Linked DNA regions of Homo sapiens: region 1 is linked to region 2. Evidence: read pairs that join two places in POLR2A ChIA-PET (ENCODE). Cell type or tissue: GM12878. All regions are shown on one strand. Links, peaks and the distances in the headings refer to the core of each region. The heading gives the core; the rest is flanking DNA.

Region 1 (4,399 bases), core at 289-4,288, 210 kb before region 2:
TGTTTGGAAATATAAGCACCTGACAAATATTAGCACCTGCCTCTCAGCTAAATTTTACTTGTAACAAGGAGCTGCCTATATTTTCTGTCACCCTCTTCGAAAATAGAATTGGTTATGCAGTATCCCATGACCTGAAATCTTTATTTTCTATCAACACTACTTACATGTCAGGCTAAGACTTCTTTGTTCACCTCACCTTCAGGTGTAACACTCAGTTTTTTTATTTGTTTTTTTTTTGCAAGGCCATTCTTGTGTGTTAACTTAGATTTTTCAACTGCATTATATGTTTCTCAAAAGCCACATTTTAATTCTATGTTACTTTTCATTTTGCTAATGAGACTTTTAGGATACAAAGTGGGCTCCACATCTACTGCTTAATTCTATCCCAACACAAGGTGAAAGCCCCTCTTGATATCAGTTTAAGTAACTGTAACAGTTTTCAGTTGCAGAGAGTAAGTATATTTAATTCTTCTAGCTAGTTTAAGGTGGACAGAATTTTTTTTTTTTTTTGGTCAACTATGCAGGAGACTATTATTCACCAATATCCATTTCCTTCCTTTCAAGACTAGGACTTTATCCCCTTCCACGTTTTAGCTGGGCATTTATGTGGCTGCCTACATTGCAATTACATTTGCCAATCCACTGGCTGATAGATATGGTCCTGTGGATAAATTATGGCAATGGGGATGTGTGTAAAAGTAACACATAAGTGTTAAGTCATTTCCTTAAAAGGAGGCTGCTTGCCTTCCATTTCTACTCCCCTACTTCCCACATACTGGATGATGGGATCTGGTGATGGGAAAAAGCTTCAGGTGGGAAACACTCTAGAGGTTAATAGGACACCAAGAAAGAAGAAAACTAAGTCATTGAATATCTTTGGGAGATAGAGCTACTATATTCCCCTGGACTGCCTACCAGCTTATAATTTTATGTGAGAGAGAAAAAAAACTTTTACTTTGTTTAAGTGTCCATTATTTATCTTGGTAAGTCAGCCAACACAATGTCCTAATTAAAATATATTAGTATTAAAATAACTTGTAGAATTGAGCTTTTATAAATCATTCCAAAGCCCTGGGCAATACAGGGATCTTCTATTTTTTTCCTTGGACCTCCTGTGAAATGGAAGCTTTGGTTACAAAACTACCTCAGCACTGCCCTAACCTGGAAGAGCTATGTTATGTATGATACAGTCTGTACCAACAGAATGGATGTTCAGTGCCTTGCCTCCTGGTCCCCACAAAGCAAGTGACCCAGCACTGGGCCCTCCACTGATGGGGCTGCAGAAAAACCAATCACTCTCACAACTATGTTGGCCACAGATGCAGTAGAGGCAGCAGAAGTGTGTCCCCTCACTCCTCCATTCCAGAATTTGTGCTCCTGCATCTGACTGGCCAAGCCTAGTTCTCACCCATTGCTTAGCTGGCTTAGCTGTGAGAGAGTCTAGGACATATCTTATTTCTCTCTAGATTTCACATTGGGGATACATACTAGAAAGAAGATAAGATGTATTTTGACTGCCAATCCACCTTATCTGGCATAGTAAACTTTTCAAATCCTGAAGGTATATAGCTAATCAATAGATATTTTTGAGCATTTATTATGTGTCAGCTGCAGCATTAAGTGCTGTGGTTACAGCTCAGTTGACACAGTTGACACTCGAAGGATCACCTATGCAATTTACAACTCAGTGTGCTAAGTTCTGTCAGGTGATGGGATTCAGGACACACTACCCCCAAAATATGGCACCTGGGCATACTGAAGAAAACAGCAAAGGCAGGAAGGGGACTCTGACTTTCCTGTGCTCTTCTCCCCTGAAGTGGGTCTTAAAACCTAGGAAAGAATTTTTGGCCTTCCCTTAAGCAAATCATAAGACTTCCCTGTGAGAGGTGCCTTCCTTATACGTGGAGGAAGGGAACATTTTGATTTCTGAAGACACAGGGATACAGAGAAGAATCTGAACAACCAGCCTTGATAAGTTTCCTCAATTTATTCCCATTAGATCATACCATTTTTGCCTTATCATATTTCTCTATGGCTGTCTATACTTCATCAAACCTAGCATAAAAATATTCAGATTTAACTGTTTCTTTGGGTCCTCATTTCCTTATGAAGGCTGCCATGTCACATAAAATGTTAAATATATTGATAAATATATATAAATCACATTAAATAAATGAGTATGTTTTTCTCTCGTAATCCGTCTTTTGTTAGAGGAGCTTCAGTCCTGAACCCAGGATGGTGAGGAAAAGGCATTTTTCCTCCCTTACAGAGGGAAGCCCACAGCCCTGGGGAAGGCAGAGCAGGGCTGCTCACAGGGGCCATACATACGCATGGGGAAGGGGATGCGCTGCTCAGGGAGGGCCTGGGCTGCTCAGGGAAGGCCTGGGCAGGTGATGCCTAAACTTAGTCCTGATGATGATGCACACCACAGCTTTGTGCTTGAATTTGGACTCTGATGTGAGACTGTGTTGAATCCCACTCTATCACTTATTAACTAAAACCTTGAGTAAGTTCATCTGTGTGTCTGAATAAAAGGCAACATTTGTTTTTGTTTTTTCCCCCTTTAAAAAAAAACAAAACTGTGCTTCAGAAAAGAGGGAGTGACTTTACATTCGACTTTTTACAAGAGTCAGTGTTTCATTAAACAAAAAGATATGACATTACCTTGAGATAATTATCCATTAATTGGATGTGTGATGCCTTTGAAAGAAGTCACTCACCCAAGGTCACATAGCCAGAGGCTGGTGAAGCCAGAATTGCACTTTTCTCCATAACCCACCTCTTAGCTATTAACCACATCATTCTTGCCTACTGGCTGCTTCTCCCTGGTGCACATTCCCTGCCCTGTGAGCTAATTTTCAGGCAGAACTTCTGATGCTTAGTACTTTGCCTTTACTGTGTATTTTTCACTCAGCCTGCACCTTTGGCCTTGGTATCTCCCAACGTCTCAGGCAAAGACTCAACTCCAGCTCTGGGGCCCTGGGGAGCCCTCTTATGTTCTGGCCCCTTTGCTGATTGATGCTGAACTCAGCCCTTTCTTGAATCAGACATACCCCAATCTGAGCATGTTTTCAGATCAAGAGGAGGGGGCAACACTATATACCCCAGACATGCCAACAAGCTGGGATGATTCCATCTGCGTGAGAGAGCAGAATTCAAACTCTGTAAACAGCTGGCCTGCTTAGCATTTGTACGAGCACTCGCAACTCAATTATAGGCAATTCCCTTCTCCATAACACACCAGCCACCATTTGACTCATCTGCCACCTGTATAAATGCCAAGCGATACGTAAGGGATTCCCAAACCTTTCCTCTGCCCCTCCCTGAATTTCCAGAGACGCCCTGACATCACTAGCTTTACCTGTTTTTTCACCCTCACTTGTTCCTAAATCCACTTTGAGCTTTCTCTCAAACACTATGAGAATATGATTCAGGGCCTAATCCAGGGCTGGTGAGCCCAGTTCCCAGCCTGCCAGTGCCTTAACTTACCTAGCAGTATTGAGCTGTATTAAAGGACTAAGACTCACCTTCCATGTTACCCTGAGACTTAGAAGATATTTTCTTATAAAGTACAGAAAAATGGAGAGGCAGCCTGAAGTCATGATTATTGGGATTCTAAAGATGGGAACTGGAGTCCTACTTCTGGTGCTGATAGGCTGTGTGAACTTTTGGCAAGTGATTCCCTCTACCCCTCTTGTTTCCTTCACAGTGAAATCCAGAATTTGGCTCGATGACATGAGGGCTTTTCAACTGCTAATATGTATATAAGTCACCTGAGCATCTGTTAAAATGCAGATTCTGATTCAGTAGGTCCAGGGTTGTCCTGAGATTCTGCATTTCTAACAGAATCCCAGGTGAAGCTAATGCTGCTATACAGTTGGAGTAGTAGGGCCTATATATGATTTCAAAAGCTCCCTCCCACTCCTGGTCTCCGTGTATCACATACTCTCTTAGTAACAATAACAGCTCCAAAGGGTTTAAATATATGCTTATACACACATTTATTAAATTACACATATCATAGGTCGTTAAACCATCAAACAATACAGAAATATAAAAACACAGAATGCGGAAGCACCCTGGTAACTCTACCTCCCAAGAGAACTATTGTTAATGGTGCAAAGTACTTAAGAATATGAGGACCCATACAAAAGTTTACGGCCTTCAGCTGTCCCTGCCCAGTGTGCCTCCAGTATGTTTTCTGGAAGGAGTTAAAGTTTCTTCTCTAGCTCAAAGTCACTGCAACACCCCAGTGTGGTAGATGACAAGGTGGCAAGCTTGGGCATATTAAGTGGAGGACCAGAGCTCTTTGTGTTGTATTCTTCTATGGGGATTTAGAGGTTATGGTTACTTCAGAAAGGGATCTTCACAGAGCTAAGGAAGGGAGAATGAAAATACA
Region 2 (4,399 bases), core at 266-4,265:
CTGGCCTCCACTAAAAATACAAAAATTAGCTGGGTGTGGTGGCAGCCACCTGTAATCCCAGCTACTCGGGAAGCTGAGGCAGAAGAATCACTTGAACCTGGGAGGTAGAGTGTATTAGTCTGTTTTCACCCTGCTAATAAAGACATACCCGAGACTGGGAAGAAAAAGACATTTAATTGGACTTACAGTTCCACATGGCTGGGGAGGCCTCAGAATCATGGTGGGAGGTAAAGGGCACTTCTTATATGGCAGTGGCAAGAGAAAATGAGGAAGAAGCAAAAGCAGAAATCCCTGATAAACCCATCATATCCATGAGACTTATTCACTATCATGAGAATAGCATGGGAAAGACCAGCTCCCATGATTCAGTTACCTCCCCCTGGGTCCTTCCCACAACATGTGGGAATTCTGGGAGATGCAATTCAAGTTAAGATTTGAATGGGGACACAGCCAAACCATATCATGGAGGTTGCAGTGAGCCAAGATCATACCACTGCACTCCAGACTCCAGCCTGGGCCACAGAGCAAGACTCTATCTCAAAAAAAAAAAAAAAAAAAAAAAAAAGGTTCATGTTGGAGATTGTGCAGGTAGAAGGGATGTTAACAGGAGAAAGAAAGAAGGAAAAAGACATATTTGAAAGCTACCACGTACCGGGCACTTTCATATTCTCTCATATTTCATTTTCACAAGAACACACAACACATAGACAGAATTCCTGTCTATGTGATGAACTTGGTGAAGTTCAGAGATGGTAAGTACCTTGCTCAAGGTCATACAGCTTGTACAGAGTGCAATCAGGATTTGAGCTCAGGTGTTCTAGTTCCCAAGTCATATTCAGCCCTCCCCATGCCTTACTGTGGGCTCTAAGCCACCTCCCGCAGCCAGGTGGATTCCCCCATCTTTCACTTCACTGGATGCTTATGTGTCTTCCTTTTTAGCTCAAACATCTTCAACTGGAAGCAGCCAACCATTCCAAGACACATGATAATTACTCACTTAGGAGTAAGCCACACGTCTTTCCTGCTTTGCTTTGACAGCTCTTCTCTTTTGTTTCCAGGGGAGAAATGGCACATTAACAAAATTCCAATAATGAATATGATGGTGACAAAGCAGAGAGAAAGCACAAACAATAGGAGGAAATGTTGAAAGATTCCCTTTCATCTCCTAACGGCAGTCTGAGGCTGGACATGTCTACTCCTGGGAATAGAATCCAAGGGCAAAAGTCCCTCACGATAAGGAGGCCACATTTTGTAAGTGCATGGTTACTCTTCCTTCCGTTTTTTAAAAATATTTTTCTAACCAGGTCTCCGGAATTGAATATAAACACTGCCAGTGTTGTTTCATCCTTTCCAAACAACATTCCACTCCCCAGCTGCTAACGCCCCTGTTGAGAACTTGAGTGTCTAGATAAATGGGCCCATGCCTTTGAAATCTTGGGAAAAAGAGGTGAGACATAACAAAACACACAAGCTCTGTTCTGATTCTGCTTCCATCTTCAGAATGACTCTGTGAGAGCGATCCTGAGGGGAAAATAGGACGGAAACTCGGATTTGATCTTCACTCACCCCAGAGCCTCAGCTGCGCTCAGAAAATGAGGGAATGAGAAGAAAGTGGAATTGGACAGAAAGCCTTGCTTTTGAATCCTGGCTCCTGCATGTATTAGCAAATGACTCAACACATCTGAGCCTCAGTTTCTTCAGCAATGCAGTGGGGACAATAACATCTACCCCTCAGAGCTGTTATGAGGACTCAAAAGATACTCTGTCCTGTGGTTTGGTACCCAAGCTGGTCTCTTTGGGGCTCAGTCTGGTGCTGGTTGATGGGTGTGGCCACCCCATACCTACTCCTGCAGCCTTTTCAAAGAGAAGGAAGCTTCAGTGTGAGCACTTTGAAGCATCTGCTTACTGATCTGAAGCCTCCTCAAGTTGAGCCCTTGGGATGCACAGCTGCACTCAGAGATGAGGTTTCACAGCTCAGACTACAAAAGCTTCAACAATTCAGCGTGTTCACCACTCTCTTTTTCATTTTTAATTATTGTTTTAAAAAGGGAATTACCACATAGAAGGCAGGGGCAGAGAGGAATGGGGAAGTGAGGAGCCACTGTGAAGACAGGAGCTGGGCAGACCAGTCTGGCTAACGAGGTTGGTTGAGCCTATCTTATCAGAAGATCCTTGTAGAAGGATTGTTGAACAACATAAGGATCAGACAAATAGCAGTATAGCAGCCAGGCAGACAGAAAGGAGCCAGAGCCCCACATAGCCTAAAAAAGAGCAAAAAGCAGTTTATTTGTTTATGTAACAAATTTTTTTTAGTACAAACTACATGCCAGATGCCAAGCTAGATAGAGGTGGTGTATATATCTCTGAGTGAGACTAAAACGACCCCAGTTTTCCTAGAGCTTATATTTTTGTTGACCTGGAATCAAATATTTAATAGTTGTGTACCCTCAAGCATGTCATTCTACCTCATGGAACCTCAGTTTTCTCACCTATAAAATGAGAATACCCACCACCAGGGCTGACACCATAGGTCTTCCTGAAGGGCTTATGACTCTTCGAATATTTATTTAACATTCTTTAGAAGAGAATGTATTGGATGAGGGAAGAGCTAAGAGAGCATGCATGGCAGGTCCAGGAGCTGGAGTTATGCAGGGCACAACCTCACAAGCACGCCTGATGCCCCAGGATGGCAGCATCCCACCTAAGCGCTCCATGTGGCTCAGCAAAAACGAGTCCTGTGATCATCTCAATCCACCCTCCATGGAAGATAGTTTAGCCACTTGCAGGCTTATTCCTCCCCTCAGACAGTTTATCTAACCTTCTTCCAGCCACGTACATTGTTCTGTCTCAGAGCTCTTAAAATATGTCTCCTATTTCCAGTGATACTTAATCCCATTTGAACCCTGGTAGATTGAGTTCCTGTTCAACTGGCCAAACTATACCATAACCCAGCTCGGTTTACTTCCAGGATTTGAAGAGTTAAATGAAAAAGAATATGTAAAGCAGGACCTGGCAGGCAGGACCCACTCAACAGGAGATAGCCCTCATAATCTCCATGACTTTTACCACAAAGCTGTTGGAGAAGTAAATTAGGTGATACAGAGGGAGTGGTATCCAAACAATGCTCTATAGATCCCAGTATCATTATTGTCCATTTTATCAGTGGTAGGAGCAACAGAGGCCCAATCAGCAAACTAGATAGCTAAGGGTCTGAAACCTCAGAACAAACTAAGGAAAGCAGAGTAAGGATGACCAGAAACACCTCATAGTTTGCAACCCCGTGGACAAAGACATGCCTGCTCCTCTGCTCCTGCACAGATTCAAAAGGAAACCCTTTCCCCTCCCCCATTCTCTCCTACCTCCCCAATCCCCATCCCAGCTTCCGCCACCCAGCCTACATTATTTTCTGGGCCCCTTTAATTTGGAGGCTTTTAGGGCCACATCCTGCCATCAATTTGGGGGCTGACTTCAATGAACGTTCTGTGCAGGGCGGGAGAGGGGCAGGATACAGCTTTCTCCTGGCGGGCCCTGATACAATAGGGTTTTCTACTGAGATCAATGGATTAATTGCAAATGCTCCATTTGGGGCCATAAGGAGGTGCATTGTTTTCCCACAGTCGGCTGGCTGTCAGGGCTTAGGCTTGCCAAACTTCATTTTTGAAAAGTCAGGGAAAACAATTTTGTGAAAAAGGGGTAGGGGTGGAGGGGTACAGCACAGTAATTTTGATCATTTCACTAAAGGTCAATAACAATTATAGCGAAAATTCAGAAGGCACATTTGTTCTCTGACTGAGGCCCTGTCTGGAAAATTCCATCCCGAAACAATTTGCTGTCTCTCTTCCAGCCCTCCCCTCCTCTACAAGGCTCTCTCTCCACCAACGCCCCAGCCCACTCCTAACTACCCCATCCTCTGGCTCCTCCCACCACATCAGAAACTCTCTCCCCTGGAAACAGCCTTCTAGGTTGAGAAGGAGAAGCGACCAGGGAATTATCTTCCTTTCCCTCGGGAAGGTGAGATGGGTACAGTGGCATCATTCCTTTCTCCCTGGGGTTGTGGAAGTGTTTACCTGGTGGTGGAAATGGCACGGGCATAGGGGAATTAAAGTCCTACTTCTAATAGTTAATAGCTGATACTTGGGAAAATTCAACTCTCTGAACATCCACAGTGTCATCTGTAAAACGGGAATAGTAATCTGGACCTTGTGGGATTACTGTGCAGATGAAATGAGAAGATTGAGACACCATCCAAACTACAGTAGATGCAGCATAAATGCAGGGCTCAAAACCACCTAAAGCAAGAGGTTCTGATCATGGCATTTCTCTGTGTGGAAACCCCTCATGGCACACTACCTGCACACCATCAAGGCCACATCTGTTGGCCTGACATTCAAAGTCCTCC

What was found. Peaks named below come from ENCODE experiments on the same cell type or tissue, not always from the same donor. Only the 100,000 strongest peaks of a DNase experiment are listed, where the experiment ranks them.
Region 1: POLR2A ChIA-PET joins it to region 2 with 6 read pairs; 2 of 35 experiments call an interaction of 5 or more read pairs at or near these places.

Annotation. Positions count from the first base shown.
Region 1 is chr1:59,064,806-59,069,204 of GRCh38, reverse strand. The region is part of intron 2 of LINC01358 (long intergenic non-protein coding RNA 1358); the gene reads right to left. Among named protein-coding and RNA genes, the nearest start is that of LINC01358, 47 kb to the right of the region's middle. In GM12878, for the core only: no CTCF peak of the experiment used is centred there; no DNase peak of the experiment used is centred there.
Region 2 is chr1:58,852,393-58,856,791 of GRCh38, reverse strand. The region is part of intron 1 of JUN-DT (JUN divergent transcript); the gene reads right to left. LOC107984961 (a long non-coding RNA gene) reads left to right here and starts at 1,065. Exons shown (of 2, transcript XR_001738081.2): 1 at 1,065-1,251. RefSeq lists an enhancer at 2,031-2,170. In GM12878, for the core only: no CTCF peak of the experiment used is centred there; a DNase peak (open chromatin) is centred at 2,001.